2 separate regions of the Homo sapiens genome follow, and region 1 is linked to region 2. A link is an interaction called in ENCODE POLR2A ChIA-PET data of the cell type or tissue named here. Cell type or tissue: GM12878. All regions are shown on one strand. Links, peaks and the distances in the headings refer to the core of each region. The heading gives the core; the rest is flanking DNA. Region 1 overlaps AEN (apoptosis enhancing nuclease). Region 2 overlaps DET1 (DET1 partner of COP1 E3 ubiquitin ligase).

Region 1 (4,268 bases), core at 247-4,246, 110 kb before region 2:
GACTTAACTCCTCTTTAACTTCAGGACATGTTTATTCTGAACCCAAATGAGTGGAGGAAGAGGTAGGCAACAAAAGGAAGAGAACTTTACCCCCAAGTCATTGAGTTGGGGTAAGGGAGCTCCAGGATATTGACACCCCCACCCACCATCCCCAGAGAGGATGATATGATCCCTTTCATTAGCACAGCATGATGACTCAGGAGATCTGGGGGGTGGGGAAGGCCACGGCAACCTGGGCAGTCTGTTGGCACATTCCCTACTCCTGCTGGGCCCTAGAAGATGGTCCACCTGACATCTCCATGGAGTCTGTAAAGTGCCATTAGCAAAACCACAGGAGTCAGAAGAAAGAACCAACAGCCCTGGAGAGAGAGAGGGCTATGCTGTGTGCAGAGGGTGTCAAGGTAACAGATGACCCCTACTCCTCTGGCCCTGGGGCTGGCTCACTGCATCCTGCCCCACCCTGCCCAGGAAGGAGTGCCCGCTGCTCTCCTGGCCCCCACTTCCTACCGGCCACACCGGAAGCCCAGCCAGGGAGCCCCGCCCCCTTCTCAATTCCTTCTGTCCTGTGCCTCCCTGGCTCCTCCTCTGCTGCCGTGGGCCAGGTCATCGGGCCAGTACTGGTCCTCCATGTACTGTTCCATGTCTGTGCTGCTGTCAGGTTCTCTGTCCTCGGGGCAGGTCCAGAGGCTGCGGGCCTCCTGCTGTTCCCACTGCACCTCCACCAGCCGGTAGAGCTCCATGGCTGTCGTGGCATCTTCTACTGATGAGTGCCCGTGCTGGCCCACCTACTGACGAGAGCCAACACATCACTGCCTGCAGGCCTAGTGAGAGGCCTGTTACCCCAAGAAGCAAGGCCAGTTTCCCAGGGCTCTTTGTGCAGGCCCAAGAATACGTATGCTCAGAATGGAGGTTCACAGAAAAGGGATGGAACCTCAACTGTACACCATAAGCCATGCAGCTTCTCCAAGCCTGTTTTCCTCAAATATAAGGCATGCTAAAAATCTCTTGCTTCAAAGGCTTGCAGATCAGATGAATAATAAATGTGAAGCCCAACAGGAGCAAGAGGTACTGGCTCCTCCTGATCTAAGGCTCTATGTCTGCTAGTAGGGGATGGGAGACCATGCTTCAGGGATGCAAGAACCAAGAGTTAGGGAGGGGACAGATCTGGAAGAGATCGGCCTAGGAGAATGTGTTCTGGGAGAATCGCAGTACACACTGGGGAAGAAGGATCATGGAGAGAAACACCTGGAGCTGCGTGTACAGGAGGGAGACCCATTTAAGCAAGGTCCCTGGACCTGGACTAGGGAAGAGAATGACAAGGAGGCTGGAGACACAGCCCAAAGCCTTGTCTGTGGCTCAGGTGGCATGGAGGCCAGGCGGGCCTCCCTCCCTTCCAGCCACTCTCCCACCACGCACCTGGATCTTCTTGTGCAGCAGCTGCAGGGCCAGGTCCTTTAGAGAGACCCGGGCCCGGGTGTGGAGGCCGGGCTCGCTGAGGAAGTTTGGGACATAGGTCGTATCCCGGGTCTGGCTCCGAGGGTGGACATACTTGAGCGCCTGGAAGTCGTTGTGCAGCGCGTGCCCCACCACCACCTTGCCCTTCAGGAGCTTAAGGATCTGTGAGCAGAAAGAGGAGTCAGGGAGGTCACCCCACACCCCATCAGGTTGGCAGGAGACACGCCCTGAGAACCCCTGGCCAATAGATGCATGGATCCCTGTGGGGGGAGGCAGCACCGAGTGGGGAGATCACGAGCTCCACAGTCAACCATGCTGCCCCAAGTCTGAACCCAGACCCTTCTACTGTCTATACCCAGGGGCATACCTATGTCTTCTGCACCTGTCAAAGGGAAACACTGCCAGCAGCATTCCGTGGGGTGGCTCTAAGGACTAAACGAGGTCATGGATGGAAGTCTTCCTGTTACCAGATACAAGCAACTCTATTGCTGGTGTTGGCTCTCCTCTCAGCCTGGAAGACGTCACCAGGCCTCCCACTCCACCCAACTCTCCCCCACCGCACTGTAAGGTCTGTGAGTGCAGGGACCATGTTGGACTTCTTAGTGATGCTCCAAGGAAAGCGTCACATTTATTCTTTTTTTTTAATGCCTATCTTTTTCCTGTAGTAGAAAGCATTACATTTATTGATTATTTACTTATCACAGGAGGTGATCAATAAAGACCAGCTGGGTGAAGTCAACAGAACCGTGCCTGTCACTGGTAGACACACCATAGCAGCAGCTCTTATGAGCATTAAGGGCCATAATCCCTGTCTTCAGGACTCTGCCCCCTTGCCCTGCTGTGTACCAACTCCTCCTCATCCTCTTAACCTGCTCTCTTGCTCAGCTCTGGCTGCCTGCACAATGTGTACCTCCCTTCCCTGCTGGGTGGCCCTCCTCATACACCAGGGAGGCCACGCCCAGGGCCATGGGCCAGCAACCCCCTCTAGCCCTCTTAGCTGGGCTTGGGCTCTCCTTATCACCAGCTGCGGGCCTCCACAGCCTACCTCTGCTGGCAACATATGTTTATCCCCAAACCCAGCTTTCATGGCAGATGGATAAGATGCATTGAGACTTTATAGTAGGGACATGCCACCATGCTGGTCACTCACCACACTGCCCCTCCCCCCAAGTCAGCCATGAAGTGGAAAGAGATGAAGCACAACCCACAGTGGCTCGGAGTCTGGGCAGACAAAAAGTGGTCCTGCTCTTGGGACCACCACCAACCAGGTCAATGGAAGGGACCAAGGAGCTGGAGGGTTCACCACACACCTCCCCTCTTGTTGCTACTCTTACTGATTGGCCTGCTTGATACATAAAATAACCTCCGATCATTTCAAAGGAATGCTCGGGCCACAATGTTATGTGAAAAAGTAGGACACGAGATAGTGTACACCAGTATTTCCCAACCTTGCCTAATCCCAAGAATAACCCAGAAGTGTTAAAAAGTGGTTCTGTTACAAGGCTTGTTTAGAAAATGCAGATTTGTCTCAATGCAATTGATGTATGACACATTTTGAGAACAATGCAAATTTCACCTTTGCTTGTGCATAATTTCATCCTTGAGAAACACTGAATGAACGCAGAAAACTGCATCCAACTGAACTAAGCCAAGAGGGCATACACAATATGCACACAGCCCAAACATCTCCCAGCAACCCTAGTTCACCTGTGTGATGAGCCACACCCATCCACAGCTGGTGTCACACTTCCTGTCTGACTTCAAAGAACTCTCCTTCAACCACTTCACAGAAACTCAAGCTGCAACCTTTCTGACTCCTCTTTCCACAAGCAAGTTCAGGTCTTTTTCAAGGTAAAGTGCCATACTTATTGGTGTATTGTGCATTTCTTAACCATTTAAGATGTGTGGAATAAAAAAAAAAAAAAAAAGAAACAAGATGCGTAAAACTGGACTACCTTTTTATTAGGTTTCTATCTTATTTTTGGGGTGTCACTGATGGCCTTTTTAATACTGTTCCCTTTCTCCATTTCCCCTTAAGCCCTGTGGCTTTATGGTGCAAGTCTACACAGTGTGATGATTTTTTGGAACATGGGTCAGAGCCCTCCCCAAGCCTAATGGATCAGGAACTCTATGGAGGGAACTGGGGACAAGGATCCTAGATTGTTAAAAAGGACTTAGGTGTTTCTAAGGTCAAGCATGTTTGGGAATTCCTGGTGCATCAGTGTGGTCCCAACCACTAATTAATTTTTTCTAAGCACTAAGAAACTAACATAAGGAAATATGCCAAAACATCCATACCTGAACGTGATGCCACTGTGGGCTTTACAAATTTTATATCAATGCGTACAACTTTTATAACAGAAAGCAAACTCTAAAATGTAAGCTATTTATCACCTTACAGTTGGTGTAGCCTTTCTACATTGTCCTGTGCAACAGGCCAGCAATCCTTATCTGGAGGCAAGGTCAGGATTTTATTTTTATTTCCCCTGTTCTATGGAGAAGGAACCTACTGTTTGGAGCAGTTAGGTGACTTTCCCAAGGTTTCTTGCCCCCAGTGAAGCAAAGTGGTGATTCAAACCCAGGGTGGCTCTTTCCAGCCCACCACACCTCCCAAACAAGTCCCCATCCCTGCCCTTACCTCTTTCTGGGCCACCTGGAAGGGGACAGCCTTGCGCATGTGCTGCCGAGTGATGCCACTCCAGCGGGTACGGTAGTCAGCGATGGGCATCTCAGGCCTGATGTACTTGTCATAGAGGACATTGCCATGGTAGCTCACAATGGAACAGCGGGCCAGCTCGCTTACCCGCCCTCGG
Region 2 (4,503 bases), core at 224-4,223:
TTACCTTTGAAAGCCAGGGAGTCGGTGAGTCAGGCAGGGCTAAGGTGTAGATGAGATGGTGCCAGGTCTTGCTGAAAACCGAAGTGCCCAGGATCTTTTATTTCAGCTCAAATGAAAGGGAAAAAATAAGCTCTATTTGGCCCAAGATTTATTTTTATGATTTATACTGAGGCTGTGAAAATTACTGTCAGTAGGAGTAATGGAAAAGCAGTGTTGCTTGCTAGGCTTTCTTTAGGGGGAGCAGAAAAGTGTTCATGTCCATCTAATACCATAGGTTAATAGTGAAAATAAAAATTACCCCCAACTAATTAATCTTTGTGGTCTCATGAAAGTTAGGAACACTGAAGTTTTTTATTCCATTTGTTTCAGGGATGAGATATTATACTTTTCTCCCAGACTAAAAAAAATTGATATCCCCTTGATTGTTGAACCATATGATATGCTTGAATATAGAGGTTTAAAAAATATATACTGATAGACAGTTGACATTCTTTCTAAGAAGCTGTAGGATAGTGAAAAATAAGGAAAAAATTCAAAATGTCATTATACAACTATTAACATTTTAATGTGTTTCTGCCAGTCTTTGCTTTAAGTGTGAGTTTTTGTTTTCTTTGTGTTTTTAGCCATATTATATAGACAGTATTGTATCCTACTTCTTTTATTTGTAAATGTGATAAACATTTCCCCTGTTACCATATAATCTTTGAAAATGGTAGTTTTCCATTAGCTTTTTAATTTTTTCTTCCTCTATAAACAATGCTGTATGAATGTACACAGAGATTTTTCTGCATGTAGGAGTGATTCCTTAGGGTAAATTTCCAGAAGAATAGAAGTACTTGTCAAAGAGTATTAAATTTAGTTTTGTGGCCAGGCACTGTGTCTCATGCCTGTAATCCCAGCACTTTGGAAGGCTGAGGTGGGTGGATCGCTTGAGGCCAGGAGTTGAAGACCAGTCTGGGCAACATGGCGAGACCCTGTCTCTACAAAAAAAAAAAAAAAAATTAGCTGGGTGTGGTGGCACGCACCTGTCGTCCTGGCTACTTGGGAAGCTGAGGTAGGAGGATTGCTTGAGCCCAGGAGAGGTGGAGGTTGCAGTAAGCTGGGGTTGTGCCACTGCCCTCCAGCCTGGGCAACACAGTGAGACCCTGTCTCAAAAAATAAAAATAAAATAAAATTTAGCATTTGTGACAGTGATGAGAAATAACTGTTCTGTTATTATTTTCAAAGATAAGTCAGATATATGACTCTATGTATGTTACTATTCTTCTAGATACTGGTGTCTCTGCAGGAATATAGGTAGCTAGTTTCCAAATTTTATTTAAACAAACAAAGAATGCGTAATTTATTTGTGAAAGGCTTGCTAGAAGTTGGTGATCCCAAGAAGAGTCAGAGGCTGCTTCTGTTCAGGGTTCTCTGTAACTCCTTCCTAATTCAGTCTAAGGCAATTATTTGGGGAAAATAAGTTCTTGACCTTTTTCCCCAGTTGAGCTGTTATTAGAAAAGAGTAGAAATAGTTGCCATAAACTAGTTATACTCATTTTAAACTTGTTTGTAGAGTCTTTGTTAACTTTTCTAAAGTAGGGCCGGGTGTGGTGGCTCATATCTGTAATCCTAGCATTTTGGGAGGCCAAGGCGGGCAGATCAGTTGAACCCAGGAGTTCAAGACCAGCCTGAGCAACATGGCAAAATCCCATCTCTATAAAAAATACAAAAATTAGCTGGGTGTGGTGGCACGTGCCTGTAGTCCCACCTACTCTGGGGGCTGAGGTGGGAGGAACACTTGAGCCTGGGAGGTCAAGGCTGCAGTGAGCTGAGATCACACCACTGTACTCCAGCCTGGGCAACAAAGCGAGACCCTGTCTCAAAAAAAAAAAAAAAAAAACCCAAAACCCAAACACATTTCTAAAGTAATTTGTTGTTTTCCATTTTTAGTTATATGTTTTGCTTTTTAAAAGTATTTGTAGCTGGCCAGACTTGTAATGTGTGAGAGACAGTTCTATCTTAATTCATTACCTAGGTTTTAATTTGTATTTAAAGAATGAGTTGTTCTTAGACATATATTTGTCAATTTAAAATTCAAGACAGCTTTGTGTACTCACTAACAAAGCCTTCCTCACCGGTCCTTTCATTTAGGTTCAAAGACACTATTATAAATGCCAAGTATGGAGGGCACACAGAGGCAGTACGCCGGCTGCTGGGTCAGCTCCCCATCAGTGCTCAGTCTTACAGCGGTAGCCCCTATCTGGATTTGTCTCTCTTCAGTTATGATGACAAGTGGGTATCTGTCATGGAGCGGCCCAAGACTTGTGGAGATCACCCAATCAGGTACAGTGTCACTGCTATAGCTACAAACTGCTCAAGGGCTGAAGATGGCCTGCTTTCTTTTTCTCTTTTTCTGGACATCATTTGATTGTGACTGTGACTCGTACTCATGGGTAAGGTTGAAAAGGCAGGCTATTTCTATAATGCAGTGAGAGCTGTGATCATTTAGGTGCTAGTCTCCTAAATTATTCCTACTCTTTGCTTCTCATCAGAACATCTAATTCAGATAAGTGTTGTCCTCTTTTAAAGGTATCCAGGGGAGGAAGCTGTACTTTCCCATTTAATAATCTAATACCATTCCATAATAGTTTTTGACATTGAGACTTTATAATTATGTATCTAACACAAATTATTTTATCCCGCCATGTTACCTCATAGAAAAAATAGCAGAGACAATTTGGGGACCTGCTGACAGATTTAGAAGAAACTCATGCTTCCTCACTTGGAGGAATTTTGGAATGTAGACTACTGTGTTATTGTTAGAAGTTTGAAACTGACGTCTTACAAGAAATTCTTTCCTCACAGAAGTCTAGTTCACAGACCCAACTGTCACTACATATATGGAGCCTGTTCTGTGTGCTGTAATAATATTAGGGGGAGGAGCTGGAATTATTGTCACTAGTGGAGTTATCTCAAGGGGGGTGTGTTCCTGAGGCTATAGGCTGGAGCTTGGAAGGTCTTTTTCACACAGAAACAGTGGTAGTTAGATCTTTATGATAGATATATTTCATCATCCAGTCTCATTGTGTATTAAATGTGCCTGTGTGACATAGTCTGTATAATTAATCACCATTTATAATATTTCCTTTGGGAAATTAGAGTCAAGTTCCAAAAACTAGTTAATATTTTTTTTATTATGGAAAGTTTTAAACGTATACAAAAAGTAGAAGAGCATAATAAACCTTCATGTACCCATCACCCACTTCAACAGTTACCAGCTCGTGGCCACTCCTGTTTCAGCTATTTCCATCACGACCCCTACTCCCTCCCCTTCCCACCACTGTCCTGGGTTATTTTAAAGGAAATCCAAGCTATCCTAGCAAAACAAGTAACACCATTACCCCATCTTTAAAAAATTAACAAAAAATCTTTAATATCTTCAAATATCTAGTCAGTTTTTATGTATCCCTGTTGTCTTATAAATATTCTTTTTATAGTTAATTTGTTTGCATCAGATTCAAACAAGGTTCATGCATTGCATTTGGTCCCTTCGGTCTTTTTTTTTTTTTTTTTTTTTTTTTTTTATAAGACGGAGTCTCTGTCTGTTGCCCAGGCTCGAGTGCAATGGCACGATCTCGACTCACTGCAACCTCTGCCTCCCAGGATCAAGCAATTCTCCTGCCTCAGCTTCCCAAGTAGCTGGGATTACAGGCGCCCACCACCACACCTGGCTAATTTTTGTATTTTTGTAGAGACGGGGTTTCACCATGTTGGCCAGGCTGGCCTCGAAATCTTGACCTCAGGTGATCCACCCACCTCAGCCTCCCAAAGTGCTGGGATTACAGGCTTGAGCCACCGTGCCTGGCCAGTCATTTTTATTCTGTAGGTTCTTCTTTCCCCTTTTATTTTCTTTGCAATGAAATTATTGAGGAAACCAGGTTGTTTTTCCTCTAGCATTCTCCAAATTCTAGACTTTGCTTGTTACATCCCTGGGATAGTATTTACTGTATTTCTTATTTACCCATATGTCCTGTAAAGCGGGAATGAGATTTAGAAGGTCAAACAACCCATTTTAAATTATAATCCCTTTGTGTTTGGGGATTGTGGGAGTAAGGCTATGTGTTTTTTATACATAAAAAAGATGGGCCTTATCTGATATGAGTCAAGTACCATGAGATACATTTCTCTCTCCTTTCTGACTTTCCTACCTTTCTAATTGGAGAAGATGAATCTAAAATTTGGAAATGGTATTGCTCCTGAATAAAGGGGTTTCTCTTATAATTCTTCTTTATATTTTTAATTTAAAATGAGAAATATAAGGATATTAACAGCATTTGAAGAGAGAATGCCATTCCTGCAATATCTGTATTGTATAATCCAGTCTAGTCTTTGTCAATATGCATATTTACATTTACACAGTTGTAATCACGGTTAGCATCATTTTTTGTAGTCTGTTTTTATTTTATAAACGTTATTTCATGTTATTATACATAGTCCTCACAATTACAGTCCTAATGAAGG

Evidence for each region. ChIA-PET counts read pairs that join two places held together with the same protein. Peaks named below come from ENCODE experiments on the same cell type or tissue, not always from the same donor. Only the 100,000 strongest peaks of a DNase experiment are listed, where the experiment ranks them.
Region 1: POLR2A ChIA-PET joins it to region 2 with 5 read pairs; 4 of 35 experiments call an interaction of 5 or more read pairs at or near these places.

The regions. Positions count from the first base shown.
Region 1 is chr15:88,626,575-88,630,842 of GRCh38, reverse strand. It overlaps AEN (apoptosis enhancing nuclease), which reads right to left. Exons shown (of 4, transcript NM_022767.4): 2 at 4,094-4,268; 3 at 1,417-1,617; 4 at 1-785. The coding sequence ends at 549. Among named protein-coding and RNA genes, the nearest start is that of AEN, 7.4 kb to the right of the region's middle. RefSeq lists enhancers at 3,307-3,366, 3,760-4,268. In GM12878, for the core only: no CTCF peak of the experiment used is centred there; no DNase peak of the experiment used is centred there; H3K4me3 peaks cover 747 bases; H3K27ac peaks cover 897 bases.
Region 2 is chr15:88,514,604-88,519,106 of GRCh38, reverse strand. It overlaps DET1 (DET1 partner of COP1 E3 ubiquitin ligase), which reads left to right. Exons shown (of 5, transcript NM_001144074.3): 4 at 2,134-2,325. Among named protein-coding and RNA genes, the nearest start is that of DET1, 30 kb to the left of the region's middle. In GM12878, for the core only: no CTCF peak of the experiment used is centred there; no DNase peak of the experiment used is centred there.